2 separate regions of the Mus musculus genome follow, and region 1 is linked to region 2. A link is a loop called in an ENCODE intact Hi-C map of the cell type or tissue named here. Cell type or tissue: heart. All regions are shown on one strand.

What was found. Peaks named below come from ENCODE experiments on the same cell type or tissue, not always from the same donor. Only the 100,000 strongest peaks of a DNase experiment are listed, where the experiment ranks them.
Region 1: it touches region 2 in a loop (4-fold over the local background); 11 of 42 quality-filtered maps call a loop at or near these places.

Annotation. Positions count from the first base shown.
Region 1 is chr13:111,682,749-111,690,748 of GRCm38, reverse strand. Mier3 (MIER family member 3) reads right to left here and starts at 4,571. Exons shown (of 13, transcript NM_172593.3): 1 at 4,395-4,571; 2 at 2,897-2,921. The coding sequence starts at 4,403. In heart, no CTCF peak of the experiment used is centred here; DNase peaks (open chromatin) are centred at 3,148, 3,838 and 4,488; H3K4me3 peaks cover 2,884 bases; H3K27ac peaks cover 2,287 bases.
Region 2 is chr13:111,486,926-111,494,925 of GRCm38, reverse strand. Gpbp1 (GC-rich promoter binding protein 1) reads left to right here and starts at 4,799. Exons shown (of 13, transcript NM_028487.5): 1 at 4,799-5,208; 2 at 6,556-7,503. In heart, no CTCF peak of the experiment used is centred here; DNase peaks (open chromatin) are centred at 4,925, 5,555 and 5,925; H3K4me3 peaks cover 3,059 bases; H3K27ac peaks cover 2,346 bases; H3K27me3 peaks cover 1,204 bases.

The DNA of each region.
Region 1 (8,000 bases), 200 kb before region 2:
CAGGAATGGGAGACTTCCAGAAAAGAGTCAACAAACTAACATTAACATTTCAGAAGAGATTATATATTTTACATTAATTATAACCCTAAACAGACACAAATTCAATAGAAAATTGGCTTTTAAGACAAATACTTCTATGAAGCAGCTATATATAACAATTAAGTTTGTTTATTTGTTTGTTTGTTTGTTTGTTTGTGAGACAGGGTTTCTCTCTCTGTATAGCCCTGGCTGTCCTGGAACTCACTTTGTAACCAGGCTGGCCTCGAACTCAGAAATCTGCCTGCCTCTGCCTCCCAAGTTCTGGGATTAAAGGCGTGCGCCACCATTGCCCAGCAATTCTAAGATTTTTAAAAGCAATCTAGAACATGGATTTGCACTTTTAATGCTTGTCTGATTCTGAGGAATTTTAAGATCTGAATAAAGTGATTCTATGGTGGCGCACACCTTTAATCCCAGAACTTGGGAGGCAGAGGCAGATGGATTTCTGAGTTCAAGGACAGCCTGGTCTACAGAGTGAGTTCCAGGACAGCCAGGGCTGCACAGAGAAACCCTGTCTCGAAAAACAAACCAAACAAACAAACGTCTTAGATTTATGGGAAGGTAACACAAAAAATTCTATCTGTAGGTTTTGGAAGACATCCCACGGCCAAGTTGCTACTGTCAGTACAAACTTGTTTAATACCATAGTTTTAAGAATGTAATCAACTAGTTCAAAAATAAGTAAATAAATCGGATCTTCTGCTCCCAGAGAATGAGACAAGCTCAGGGGAACACAGGCCTCCCTCCCTGCCTGCCTCCATTGGTTTTACGCTAGGACTGAATGCAATGGGACCAGTGAAGCTCAGAGCTTGGGAAGAGGGATCCTGAGACCCAAGGGTGTGGCCAGGTATACGGAAGAATATTCAACAGTTTGCTCTGTTTTTAAGAAAGCTATTACTCGTTTAAAATTTCTAACATTTAAGGGCCATGCGAGATCATTACCAAAACAGTGAACTAGGCCCAAATGTTCTCATGGTGGAGAGGTTCCAACTACAGTTCCATGTTTCTGAGTTCAGAGAATTATATGCATTAGCCCACTCCTATTCCCACAAATACAAATTTCCACTTCCATAAGACTTGCAAGGTTTTGTTATTTCTTTAAAGCTAAAAAAAAATAGTATATGCTCATTTTTGTTGAAATAGATATTGCTTTTAGAGAATGAAATATTTACTCATTAGCTCAAAACCAGAACACCACCTTTATAAGTTTTCTTTCCTGAGAAACATCTGTGGTATGCCAGTGTCGAGGATAAAACAGAAGGCCCTGAACTCCTGGCTTTGTGACTTGAGACTTGAAGCAGGCCATTCAAAATTCCTAGGTCTAGCTTGGGTTTTCATTTGTAAAATACACAGGGCTAAAGGCAATGATCTGTGAGTCCCTTCCAGATCTAAAATTCTCTCTATTGACTAAGTCATTAAAAACTAAGTGTCTGCTTAGATACTAAAGCCACACTGCCTTTTGGATTTTTATTGAAATTGCAACTTCTTACAGATAATGATGCAAAATGGAAAATTATATTATCATGTTCAAATCATGTATATAAATATTCTTTCCCTGAACTTGTGTCATAAGAGCTGCTTGTCTCAAAGTTAGGAAAAATTTAAAAACACTTGTACAGATGTCCACAATGATTTTACAATCACATAATCATTCTATTATTTTACCTCCTTAAAAGATACCTAAATAGGTCTTTGAAAGTTAGCTAAATACAAAAAGTAAGACTGCAAGGTAAGTAAGTGGCTTGGTCTCTCTAAAGCAGCATGTAAAGAAATTCTGCAGGCCGGGCGTGGTGGCGCACGCCTTTAATCCCAGCACTCGGGAGGCAGGCGGATTTCTGAGTTTGAGGGCAGCCTGGTCTACAGAGTGAGTTCCAGGACAGCTAAACCAGAGAAACCCTGTGTGTGTGTGTGTGTGTGTGTGTGTGTGTGTGTGTGTGTGTGTGTGTGTGTGTGTGGCGGGGGTCATCTGGAGTGAGCCCGGGGATAATGGCAGAGAACTTGCTTAGCCCTTGGTAGTCCCTATACAAAAAAGGGGGAAAATTAAGCATAGACTCCATTATGCTGGGTGACTCTTTGCAAAACAATTCTAATTGCCTCCAAGTACAATAAAGGGGTTGGAGAATTCCAGAGGCACTTTTCTGGAACAAGTGGGACAAGGCAGCTAGAGAAAGTTTGAGAACCTAAAACAGTTTAGCAGATAAGGAGAGAGAGAGAAAGACTACAACCTCCCTCCCATGTAGGCACACCCGCGCAGATTCCGTGGACTCCTTTTATTGGATCCTCAATATATTTTCTGGCTTCTGTACTAGGTAAGCTAACCATATTAATACGTCTCTGTGCAAAACCAGGAAGACACACATTGCTTTTTTCCTTTATTATTAAGGTAGCTTTACCTAACCCAATTTTCAGTTTAAATATAACAGACACTTGAGAGCCATAGTAAAGAAAAATGGAGTTAAAAGCTAATAATCCAAGTTGCCCCAAGTTCTGACAAGTTAAAAGGACAATTTATTTTTAATAAATAAAAATAAAACAAGCTGTTAATTTGTAGAAGGTTGATTTGGGATTCATTATTTCCAGCTTAGAGTCAAACAATAAAAAAAGTTATGTGAGAATAAAAGACTTTGTAATAAGGTTTCTGGGGTACTTTTTCCACCGTGCACTGAGCACAACTATTCCCTCCTCTCTAACAACGTAAAACTACATTGGAATTCTTTAAGATCCAAATGATGAAAAAATATAGCAGGGTACATTTCTGTGGTTGTACAGAGAATCCTTTTACCAGCCAATCCTATCTCCCTCTGGGACAACCCCCCCGACCCCCGACCCCCGGAAGAGGTAAGAAAATTGAACAAACCTGGGCTCGAACTTCCAAAGGAAGCCTGGGAGAGTGAGAGAGAGAAAAGAAAACTGTGAGGTTGAATCCTGTAGCAAGGAAAAGGAGGCAGCGCAGGCAACAGGGCGCAGAGGGGGCGGAGCCGAGCGCTCCCAGGCAGCTGCCAAAAAGTGCAAGACGTAGCTTCGCTCCAATCGCTCCCGGCCCCTTTCGGGCCCCCTCTTGGCTGCCTCGCCTTCCTCCCCAAGTCCCCAGTGTACAAACTCGCAGACTCCGGACGAGGGCTGGAGTTGAAACGGGCAACTCCGAGACACCGTTTAGAGCTCGGCAAGTTACAAAGCCGGGAAGCCGAAGCCAGAGCTTACCCGGCTCGCAGCATCAATCCTTCATCCCGGGCATCTCACGAGTCCCCCGACTACAGCAGCTCACCCAGCTCTCCGCTGGCCCTAGAGCAACTCCTCGAAACGCAACCCCGTCCCCTAGGAGGGTCTCACCCTCTGAGACACACACACACAGCCTGCCCTTGGAGTGCGCGGGCGCCCCAACTCCAGGGTTTGTCGACTGCCCCAAGCGTAGGCCAGCTCGACCCTGACACTGGTCCCCAACCCAACGCGGGAGCACCCTCCCGCCCCCACCTCCCCACCCCCACCCACCAGCCGCTGAGGTCGGAGGAGCCGCGACCACTGAGTCTGGGACCAGCCGGGTCCTCCCCCGGGGGAGCGGTCGGTCCCCGGCCCGCCAGCTCGGCCCTAGCACACACAGCTCGCTCCTGCCCAGCCCCGGTGCTCCCATCACGCCGCCCCCTCCCCCAGCTTGCCCGTCCCAGGGGAGCCCGGTGCCCGGCAGCCCGGGTCGCCCGGTGCCCCCCCCCCCAAGTCCGGCCCGGGGTAAAGAGACTCTCGGGCCGCTCGGCGGGCGAGGGCGTCGAGGTGTGGGTCGGTCTCTGCGCCCGGGGACGCCGCACCTCGCAGGCTTCGGGGTAGAGAGTCCCGCTCCGCTCCCGCTGGCCTCGGAGCCCCCGGTCAGGAGAGGCGGCGGGCGGCCGGATTGCCGAGGGCCGGGTCGGCTCACTCCGGCGGGGCAGTGGCGCAGCCCGCTCTCCGCGCTGCATTCCAGCCGCCGACCGAGGATCGGCCGCTCTCCACCCACCCCGATCCCGGGAGGAGGCGCCGAGCGAACGGCGGCCCGCGTCAGCCGCCCCGGCCACGGCCCGGAGGCTACCCCGGCCCGAGGCTCGCCGCCGCCGCCCTCCGCCGCCCGGCCCCGCCGCCCGGCCCGGCCGGGGTCGGAGCCGCCGCGGCCTAGTCCCGAAGGGAGACCGCTCCCGCGCCCGCTCCCGCCCCTCCGGCAGCCTCGCCGCGCCTCGCCGCCGCCCCGCGCCCCCCATCCCCCGTCGCCGCCGCGCCGCCTTCCGAGGACCCGCGGGAGGAGCCGTGGCTCTCGGGCCGGCTGCGGGGCTTCGGAGGGCCGCCCGGCTCCCGCTCCAGCACGGCCGCCGCTGCCCGGTTTCTCCGCTCACCTCCGCCATATTGGTACCTTTAGGGCGAACGAGCAGCGCCGAGCCCAGTCCCCGGATGGGGCGCCTGAGCCAATCGCAGCCGCCGCCGCCGCTGCCGCCGCCGCGGCCCGCCAGGCACCCGCCCGGAGGCAGAGGCGGCTCGGCCCCTTATAGGGCAGGCCGGCCCGCGACGCCCCCGGCCCGCTCGCACACCCACGCCGTCCGGCGCTCCCGCGGCCGCCGCTCCTGCACGCGCCCGCCCCGCGCGCCCACGGCGCTCTGCCCCGGCTGGAGTAAAGTTCCAGCTGAACTGCGGGCGAGCGCGGGGACCGGCCGGTGGGTGCGGTGGGGGGGCCGGAGGGAGGGAGGGAGGGAGGGAGGGCGAGCCCGGGGCGGGGGAGGAAGGAGGGTGGCGGGAGACTCGGAGGAGGACTCGACGGACTTTCCCGAAGTGAGAAGAGTACGCGATGGCAAGTGAGCGAGCCGCTGATGGGCAAAAGAGGAGAGAGACCCGGACAGGAAGCAGGACGGCTAGGCACCTGCAGGAATGGAATGCGCATCGGCGTTCAGTGGCTTGGAGTGAACTGTGGAAGTAGACATTTGCCAGACAGGCTCTGGAAGATGATGGCAATTCAGAAGGCAGAAAGACTGACAGACGGAGCCAGACATGATGAGCGTGCTTGCGCGACATTCATAGCCTGTACACTTTTTTTTTTTTAAAGACCAGTTCTAGGAGTTATTAATCACAAATAGTCTAGAAGATGACCCGAAGATATACACTTGATAAACCTTTTAAAAAGCAGAGTGTCAAAGACCCTGAACCAAATTGCAAAAACTGCCTCTCACACCTACCTCGGGGGTAAATAAAAACAACATTGTTTGAGATTATACATACAATAAATGTGGTCTCCTGGATAAGTGGATACATGGAAGAGAGAGAGAGACTTAGCAGATGTATCTGTTTCTGCATAGGCTTCAAGAAATAATCCTGTGTATGAAAACAGATCCATGAGAAGATAATATACAAACAGGAAGGTGTGCTAAGACCTTACAGGGGCTTAGAGTGTCCGTGAAGACCAGAGCTCTCCTCCCAGATGCCTGCCAGGAGCTTGTAATAAATATTAATGGCAAAATGAGGTTTGCACTGTAGCTTCATAAATTTAAGCATTTTTAAGATGCTAAAACTTTTCATAACTTTAAACCTTAATTACACTGTTCAGGTTTGAGCCTAGGGTCTCCAATTCCCTCACTGGATGAGGATGGAGATGGGTTATGGGAAGAAGCAACGGTTACTTTTAAAGAGGATTACCAAGGCAAAAAAAAAAAAAAAATCAACCTAAAAACACGGGTAAAAGTTATTTATTCGTGGAAATTTTACAGAAGAAAAAAGTCACTCAACTTCAAAACATCCAAAAGACATGGAAAATTACACTTCCCCTACTGTGAATGATATCACAAACTTTTGTCCAATCAAATAACTCAAAAACAGGCTTGGCACATGTTGTCCCTACCATCTTCAACGAGGCGTTCAAAGTTGTAAAAGTTAAAAAACAAAACAAAACAAAAAACCCTGTGGCTTGAAATGGAGCAGAGTGACCAGGGTTAGTGAGGGGCAGTGCGCACCCACACCCTCTGATAAAGCCAGAAAGCACTGCTCAGCAGCTCGGCTCCAGCCAGGTAGCCAACAGCCTGCCCCTTATTTACATCATAAAAAAAAAAAAGTTTCATCCTACAAATTTATCACATCCTCACAAGTGTGGCCTTAGATTCTCCTGGCCAATTCTGAGAAATATATGGCCTTGCAGTTCTCCATGAACAGAGTAGTAAGGTTTCTTCAGGTTCTCTTGACATTTTGACAGCTTTGACGAATTGTATTGTATATAAGCAAAACTTGAAAAGGTAACCAGGGAGCCTGGGCTTAAATATTAGAGGTCTCAATTTTATCAAATCCATGAGCAAAATAACAAAATTTCAGAAAGCAGTCATGATAGAAATAGCAGCAGCTGCAACTTCTGCAAGTGTCTGTTTGCCTGGTTCTTAGAAACCTCATCAAACTCTCCACGAGTCTGGAAAGTCATTATCATACTCTCCAGTAGCAAGAGGTGCTTTTCCATCCACAGTTTGGGCAGAGCTCCAGCCGGTCTCCTTTATCACAGCCTGCACCAAGCTGGTGTAGGCTGCAGCTGCTTTGTCTCAGCATGGCCTAGAACGGTGGAGGCCTTTGCTGCCAGGGATGCCTGAACTTTAGGGTTGTTAAAATGGAGCCCTCTTTATAAACACGTTCACCTCTTCAATACCAGAGAAACTGTTCACCCCTAACTTCTTTAAGGAGAACTGCATTTTTTTTTTTTTAAATCATCTGTCAGTGGCTCCTTTCCCACCAATGCACAATTGGACCTACAGTTTTTTTCTGGTTCACGATCTTTCCTTTCATCTTGTTGGAGTAGAAATGGAGTCACACTGGGGACTAGGGGTTCATTTGGGGGAGGGGGGTTCTCAGGTAGACCAGCTGAGACAAAGCACACACAAGCCAGGACACGAGCCAGCAGCTCAAATTAGCAGATAAAGCAAACAGCTTTCCCACTGTTCATCACTAGAGAAAGACGTTTGCTACCCCACCTTCACCACCCCTATTCAATAAAGCTACATAGATGGATCTTTCATTCTTTTTAACAAGACTTCCAAGTGTTGGTTGGGATAAAATGTCCTTTCCTTCCCCTGACTTGAAATAAGTGTTTGTGTCATTGCTGCTTTACAGTACTTTGTCACTGAACAACAGGTGCCATTATATAGACGGTCCTACACGGGTGTCTATGACACAGACGTGCCTGCAGGTCAGACACTATATATAGGACCACCATGAAAGTCCATGTTCCCCAACGACTATGGGTAAAGTAATTCGTATAGGTGACAGATGGAGTGAGAACAAGGGAACTTAAAACTAAATAAACTAAATAACAGTACCCTGTATGAATCACAATGTACGAAGACTTCCAGTCATCTTTAGAAAAACATAAATGTAAAAACAGAGAAAGGGCGAACCAATGAAATTAACTGGACCAGGAGGCTGACACCATAGAGAAGATGGGGAATACAGATGCTGCAGGAGAGCATAGAGCATGACAGGTGCACTGGAAATGCTGCGGCTCCACACATTTCAACACCAACAGTAAGTAAAACTGGTTATTTGATCCTTGTCATCTTTGAGAAGATACATGGAAATTCTTCAGCAGAACAGATTGTCAGCATACTTTAAATGTCTTGCCCGGGCCATACATTAATAGTAATTTCGGGAGCCGGGCGTGGTGGCGCACGCCTTTAATCCCAGCACTCGGGAGACAGAGGCAGGCAGATTTCTGAGTTCAAGGCCAGCCTGGTCTACAGAGTGAGTTCCAGGACAGCCAGGGCTATACAGAGAAACCCTGTCTCAACCCCACCCCACCCCCACCCCCAAATAGTAATTTCGGGAAATACCCTCTTCCTTTGCCAGGGCTTCAAAAGCACTAGCCAGTTTTGTGACCTGTTTTGTGGAGTTTTCATCACGAAACTACTCTGAAAATGGTTTGTGGTAGCGTTACAATAATGCAATATCAATATTTAGCTGTCTAGAGACACCCTCTGACCCAA
Region 2 (8,000 bases):
ATGGTTAATCCATTCATTAGGTCAGAGCACTCTTGATCTCTGTAATTGCCCTTACAGACACCCTCAGAGGTGTGCTTTATTAATCTTGTAGGCAGTCTTCGGTTCAATCAAGTTGGCAATTAAAGTTAATCTTCACAGTGGGAAGCCATGCATTCAACAAACATGCCTGGGAATTCAGAGCTTGGCTGAAACTGTACTGGTTGCTGTGGGTGAGCTGAGAGAATACTGCTTCTCGGGATCCTTGAGTCCAGTGGGAAAGACGGGTAAACACACAGCCATTAGAAGCTGGAGAGATACAGCTCAGAGGCTAAGATCCTTTCCTGCTCTTGAGGAGACCCACTCTCCAGGAGCCACCATTTTTTTTTTTTTTTTAAAGACCCATGCGGAAGTAGATAGGGCTTTATAATGAGAACACAGAAGAGGAAGACCAGACTTCAAAACAATTTTTAAAGGTTTCCCACATTTTTTTTTTTTTTTTTTTTTTTTTTTTGGTTTGTCGAGTCAGGGTTTCTCTGTATAGCCCTGGCTGTCCTGGAACTCACTTTGTAGACCAGGCTGGCCTTGGACCCAGAAATCCACCTGCCTCTGCCTCCCAAATGTTGGGATTAAAGGCGTGTGCCACTATGCCAGGCAGTTTTCCACATATATATATTATCTCAAATACATAACTTTATTCCTTTTAGTGGTTGCACACTTTGAGGGGCAGTTTAGTTATTTTACTTGTTTATTGTGGGGTGTGTGTGTGTGTGTGTGTGTGTGTGTATGAATGAGTGAATTTGTGTTTTGGTTAGCAGACAACTTATAGGAGGTAAGTTCTCTTCTACAGTATGGGTTTCAGGGATTGAAGTCAGTTTGGCTGCAAATGTCTTTACCTGCTGAGCCATCTTACTAGTGCGGAAATTAAGTTTTAAATATTAATTATAAAATAGTATATTCAAATATATACTATTGCATATATTCAAATATATGCACAACAATATTTAAAGTGAAAGTCCTGCTGTGATGACTATTCAAATTATTGTTTATTATTTCTTGTGGGTTTGGGAGATCATACTGACACAGTGACTATAAAGGCTTGGTATGATGAGACTATCCGTTTCTTTATGGTCAAGAAGAAAGGTTCGGGAGTAGGTGGTAGTGCTGCAGGCCTTCAATCCCAACACTCTGCAGGCAGATCTCTGTGAGTTTCAGGTTAGCCTAGTCCAGGGCTGTTACACAGAGAAACCCTGTCTCCAAAGCAAAGCAAAGCAAAGCAAAGCAAAGCAAAGCAAAGCAAAGCAAAGCAAAGCAAAGCAAAGCAAAGCAAAGCAAAGCAAAAGCAAAGCAAAGCAAAAGCACAAAACACAAAAGGCCCCACTCTCCTCAAAAAGACAGTGGAAATTTTTCCCTTTAATGAGAGAATGCCCTTTTACTTCCCAGAGTCCCTAGCCCCTAGAACTCCTATTAGCCACGTCTTTTCTGGTTCTGTGAGCATTTTAATTCTTTCTCTAGAGTGTCCTGTCTACTCTATATGCCTGACTTCCTTGCTGGCTTAAGTCAAAGTCTTTCTCCTTATCAGTTCTTTCACCTCTGGGCAGCTGCTGAGATTGACAGCTTACCTGCCTGCCGGCTTTTCTTTTAAACCCTAATCAAACTGTCCTTTTTGAATAAACTTTGGCTTTGCTTGACTTTCAAAATTCTGCCTTTTAAATCTGTAATTGAAGGAGAATAAAGCCTTTTCCGTGGCTCCAGAGAGTTTCAGTGCCCAGGGTCTGGCGTGTGCTAGGCAGGTGCTGGTGGACCTATACTTGTTTAAAACCAGTTCTCAGTTGGTGGACTTTTCTGTTCCCCAGTTTTCACTCTTACCTGCAAGTTGCGAGAAAAAAAAAAAAAAACCCTTTGCTTCTACAGCATTGTATATTTGGGCTGATATCTTGGGCTATATTAGTTGATGCATGTGGCATATATATATTTACAGTAAGAACTAATTTAAAATTTCTTGAAAACAAAAGAGAAAAATCTCAGAGAGCTTGGTTACAGAAAGATCTCTTCCCCCAGAAGGTGTAATATTGTGTTCACTTGTAATCTATCAGTTGATGTGCCTTGTGGAGACTTCCTTAACTGGGGAAAAGAAAACGACGGGCAGGCTGGTGGAACGGCTAACAGGTCCTTGGTTTTTCTGTGGTTACACAACACTTGCTTAGCAGGTATAAAGAGTAAAGACACCCCCACTTTGACGTCTAGAAGAACCGTGTTCTCCCATCCTCCTTTGGCTTTTTGAAACAGGGTCTTGTGGTCTTGAGCTCCTGGATTCCACAGTGTGCACACTGTCGAACTTGGCCCTTTAGAATTGTTCTTTGGTTCTGTTCGTGGTATAGGGACAAGCTGACTGAGACGCAGCCTGCACTGCAGAACTCAACAGCCTGAGTAACTGTTTTCAGGTAATGTGGGACCTTTGACTTCACTACAGAAAGAATTCCAGGAGAAGCCGGTGTGAAGCGGAGTTAGAGTAGACTTAGAGATTGCTTTTTAAAGCGTAGATTATTTGCTCACTCCAGTGGGTAAAACGAGGGGCTCAGTGAAAGACCACCACACCCAGGAGCAAGGCTGTGGGCTTTTCCAAGTCCGGCACATTTCATTGTCTTTACAGTATCAAAATATTTAAGATTTTGATGTGCTTTGAAGTTAAGTTTGAAAGCTTGTTACAGAACTTAAGTAAGATCACAGGGTGGTTCTCCAGGTATACTGGGCAGTTAACAGTTGAAAAGGTTAAACCAGCCAGGTGGTGCTCAACTTTAATCCCAGCACTAGGGGAGGCAGAGGAAGATCTCTTGAGTTGGATGCCAGTTTGGTCTACAGGGTGAGTTCCAGGACAGCCAAGGTTACACGGAGAAACCCTGCCTCGAACCCCTCTCCCACCAAAGTCAAACCCTAAATCACTAGGGTTGTAAGAGAAGTTAGGATGTTTTCTGTTTCTTCTTTCAAATTTCTAGAAAATATCTGGGAAAGGAGTAAGACCATATTGAAGGTTACATGTTCTTACCTATTCACAGTTCATTGCTATTTTAACATTCTTTAAATCTGAGGCGGGGTCTCATTTGTAGCCCTGACTATCCTGGAATTTTGCTATGTCCTCGAGGTTAATCTGAACTCAGAGAATGCTGGGATTATAGATGTAAGGCACGACTCCAGGATATTTTAACTTTCTTGGAATAGTTTTCTCTAAAGCAGGTGCTGTTCATCTTATTTAATGCCTGACTCTTGGTGAAAGGTACCCTTTTTCTTCTCATGTCCCCATGCATTCCCTCCTCTTCCTGTTCTGCCTAGTTTGATATCAATTCTTAGAAATAGAAACCAGGTGGTGTGTCTTTGAAGGGATAAGGAGAACTCCAGGCCAGCTTGGGTTACATAGCTGAGATCCGAGCTAAATTCAAAAGCAACCCAAGTTCTTTTTCAATATACGTTAATTTTATGGATTCAGGTCTCGTGTAGTGGAAAGAGTTTGGATTAAGACTTAAAACAGAGCTGGGCGGGGTGGGGCATGGTTGTGACCCCAGAGTTTGTAAAGCAGAGGCAAAAGGATCGGGCGTTCAAGGTTCTCTACATAGCTCTTTAGAGAAAGCAACACGAATCCTTGCCTCTCCCGTCCCCACTCGACCCATATTCAAACCCACCTAAAACAAACGGAAGTTTAAACCGGGTAGGTTGAGTAGTCAAGGTCCAGGGAGTAACTGGATCATTTCTAAAATATGAAACCAGCTTATGTAAAAAGTGAGGAAAACACATCTTAGACATTGGCACGATTGAAAAAAGCATCCTTTAGTTTTAAGCCCTTTTTCCCTTTGTACCTAGGGGGCAAGATGGGTAAAGATTGAGGTACAAATTAAGGCGAGTTTACATTCGGCGAACTTATAGGGGTAACGCACTAAACTACAAACCCTATAATGCATATAAAAAGTTTCTGGGAAATGACGCTCCGGTGATTTTCCCTCTTTAGGACGCTTCTCCCTCATTTCTTCTACTTTTTTCCTTTTAGAATTAAATCTCCAACCTTTCCAGAGTGAACCTTTGGCTATATGTAGAGAAAGTGAATACCGTAACTTTTTTTTTTTAAATAATCGTTTGTGCTATGCGGATACCCAGGACAACGCTGATGAAATAATCCATCTCCTTTGGAGTTATTAGAAATAGGAATTACTAGCGCGATGCTCTCTGGCAGCCCTTCGCACTCCGGGGGAACGGTGGCTGCAGCCGAGCCTCGCGCGCCTCCCTAACCCGGCTTCCGCGTGTTAACGTCCCGCACGCTCCGCGTGGCGCGCGACTGCGGCGCCCAATCACTCAGGCAGGGCCGGCTCCGCCCACGGAGCGCTCAGGGCCCGCGCCGAGCGGCCTGCGAGCCACGGCGGGCTTCAGGCGGAGCCGAACGAACGGCGCCCGCCGCCGGCCGTTCCGGGTTGCGCGGCGCTGCCGGGCAGACTCAGAAGCGCCGCACGCCCTGCGAGCCCGCCTGCCCGTCCGGACCGCCTGCGCTCGTCCTCTCCACCCCACCGTTCCCGAGCTCGGGGAGGGCCCGCGGCTGCACAGAGGCGCTCCTCAGGGAACGGACGGGAATTCCCCCTTCCACCGAACGTTCCGGATTGTTCACCGTCCTCACGTCAGCAGCAGGGGGTAATCCCCGGCTCCAGCTGCTCCTGACGTCACCGCGCCGAGACTCCGCCTCCCCGCCCCGCCCCCCGCCCCGCCCCCGCCCTTCCCCCGCGCCAGGCCCAGCCTCCGGGTCCTCCTCAAAGCCCCGCCCCCGGTCTAGCCCCGCCCCTTCCTCTCCCCCAGGCGCCGACGTAGAGGGCGGAGCTTCCCTGACCTGGGGCGTGAGCTGCTACTTGGGCCAGAAGGTTCTGTGGTGGAGGCCCTCCTCCTCCGGCTCCGCCCAGTGGGTTCGTTTGCACCGCGGCTTCCGCACCCTTTCTTCCTCCTCTTTTCCCCTCGCCCCGCCTCCCTCCTCTTACTTCTCAACCTCTCCGCTGCGTCCCCCCTCCCTCGCCACCTTCCACGATCTCGCGAGACTTGGCCCAGAACATTGCGGATCGGGTCGGCGCCATTTTGGGACTGAGACTGGTTGTGGGGGAGGGAAAAGCGGCAAAAGGGGATTATTCAAAGTACCGAAAACCTCCTCCCGGGATCGAGCGCAGCGGCACCCCCAGGCCAGGGGCACCTCTGGTGGGGCAGAAGGTAACACAGTCCCCTGGGCCCCGGACGGGAGTCTCGGGGACCGGGGGAGGGGTTGCCCGTGTCGGCGTTGGGGCTTGAGGGGTCGGGAGCGGCGTTGGTGGCGCGAGGCGTGAGGGTGCGGGCGGCCGGGGGGCGGCGTGAGGCGTGAGGCGCGGGGCGCCCGCCCGTCCTCCCTCCCTCCCTCCCTCCCCCCGGCCGGCGTTGACTCAGCCCGGCGGAGCGGAGGCGGCGGCGGCGGCCGTGGGGCGAGGTGGGCGGCGGGCCTCGGCGGCCGTGGTGGGGGGGGGTGGTGCTCGGCGGCGAAGGCCGGGAACGGCCGGGGCGCCCGCGGCGTCGGGCTAAGACCCCAGGCCCCGGCACGCGCGCCTTCCTGGGCCACCACCAGCAAGGCGGCCCCGGGAACCGGGGAACCGGGGGACCGGGGACTGGAGTCGCGGCGTGCGGAGCCGTGGACTTCCGCCGTGTGCTCGGCGGCGCTTCGCCCTCCCCGCCGCGCCGGGCTCCGTGGCAGTTGCGGTGGTGGTGGTGGCTGCTCGCCCAAGGCGAGCGCTCCGAAGTCGCGTCGGCTCCCGAGTCCGACGGGACCTGTTTATTTTCCCGGGGAGAGCACGGTCCTTAACGGGGTGGACGGGTCGCGTCCCGCACCTCCCACCCCTGGAGTTTTGGCCGAAACCTGTTTGCTTAATTTCAAGGGAATGGGGCCGAGCACCTGGAGCCGAGCGCTGCTCTCCCGGGCTTGGGAGTCAGCCCCCGGGCGAACCGTAGCCACTCGCCCTGCCACGCTCGCCTTGCCACGCTCCCCTCCCGCCCGCCGGCCTGCCCGCCGGCCTTCCTACTAAGCCGTAGTGGGGACAATCCAGCTGCTCCGTCCTCCGAGATTGCGTTTTGGAAGGAGCGTCACGCTCCTTTCCGCCTCTCACTCTCGGAGTCGGGTTCCCCGACGCTCCGTGGCAGCACCACCTGTCCATTTGTTTTCCTTTGGCACATGGGAGAGAATCGGGGAAGAGCACTGCTGAGACCGTGGGCCACTTTCGTAGTTTGAATATTTGCTCAAAGTTTTTAAGTTGGGCGCTTGCAACCTCCAGGGTACTACCTGCACCCAGTTCCCAGTTCAAATCGGAACTCTTCAGTGATATCGTCGCCCACAGTTTTCTAACTCCCTTCATTCAGTAGACTTCATCGAGGGCTAGGAAAAGACTTTTTCCCCAGCTCTCTTTTTACGGCTGTGTGGGAAAAATTTTTTCCCCAGAGGTTAAATTTTTTTCCAAATGGGGGTTAATTTTGATTTGAAAATAAAAACTGACTTAAGTTTTTTGTTTTTGTTTTTTCCTAATACAACTTTTACAGGTGGTTGAATTTGGCGTATGAAGATCATCATCTAGGTTTTGTTTAAAAGGCCCCGGATATTTCAAGTGGCCATTTTGGAATTACAGTTTTGTTTTTGTTTTGGGCAATTTTGCTCCAGAAGTTCATTAAAATTGACAAGAATCATCTCTGAAGTGAATTGATAGTAGTGAACAAATTCAACGAGCTACTAAAAGTCCCAGCCATTTCTTCAGTATTTTGGGTCAAACGGATTATATAAGTGGTTAAAGCATTTCATCTGGTGTTATTTTTGTCTCTTTCCCCTCTCCTGTTTGTGTTCTTCAGCCAAAACTGTAAGATATGTTTGATTTGTGTACCAAGTAGTTTCAGCAGTTTCAAATTACTGTTTAAATATTGCTGAAGTTTTGTGGCAGTTCTTTTTACCTTTATTAAAAGTTTTAGTAATTTTTGACTTCAGCTTTTTTCATATTACAATGGGACAGCTTTTCTAAATGAAGACATTGAAAGAATACAGCGTTTTTTTCTTTTTATCTTTTATTTACTTGGGAATGTAAGATGTTCCATTTTCACACCAGCATGGTAGTATTGAGATAGCTATTTGTCTATACACGCTGATGTTTAGAAGTAATCTTCAGATGTGAAATTTTTCTTTTTGTTTCTGCTTTTTGGCACATAAATTGGCTATTTCTTCTGGAGTGGATAAGTACAACAGTGACAAATACATGGAACAGTAAAGAAGACCTTGCTCTTAAATCCAAGGAACCTGGCTAACTCTGGATCTGACCATATGAAAACTTCAAAGTAAATATGGGTAGCTGACTTCAAGTAACTCTATGTCAAATAGTCATAGGTTAAGTATCTTCAAAGAACTTGGATATTTCAGAGGATACAAAATAAAAAAACAAACTGGAAAACATAAAGCTTATAGAGAAGAAATCAACACCTTCTTGTGCAGTCCTTTTGGAATTTGTAAGTACTTGTGAGCAAATAGATGTTCCTCTGTAATCTGTAATAAGAGTCAGATTGATCCCGTGTTATATTTGGAAACCTTTCAGTTTCTTGAAAAAAATGTTTCTGATTACATTTCTGGATAGTCTGAAAATAGCCAGCCATTTAGCTATATAGCAAATTGAAATGGGGATGATTTTAAGGTTTACAAATGTTTCAGACATTAGTCTTATTAAAAGTTTTTGTATTTTTAAAGTTGAAAAAACATAAATGCATCTGGTCAGTAATCACTTTCTGCTTTATGATAGCATATATATATATATATATATACATATATATATATATATAGAGAGAGAGAGAGAGAGAGAAATCACTTTCTGCTTTATGATAGCATATATATATATATAGAGAGAGAGAGCGAGCGGGAGCGCATAGTGCAAACGTAGGAAAGTCTACACAGTTGATGTCTGGTTGGTTTTATATTGTAAATGTCATGGGTCTTGATTACTACTTTATTT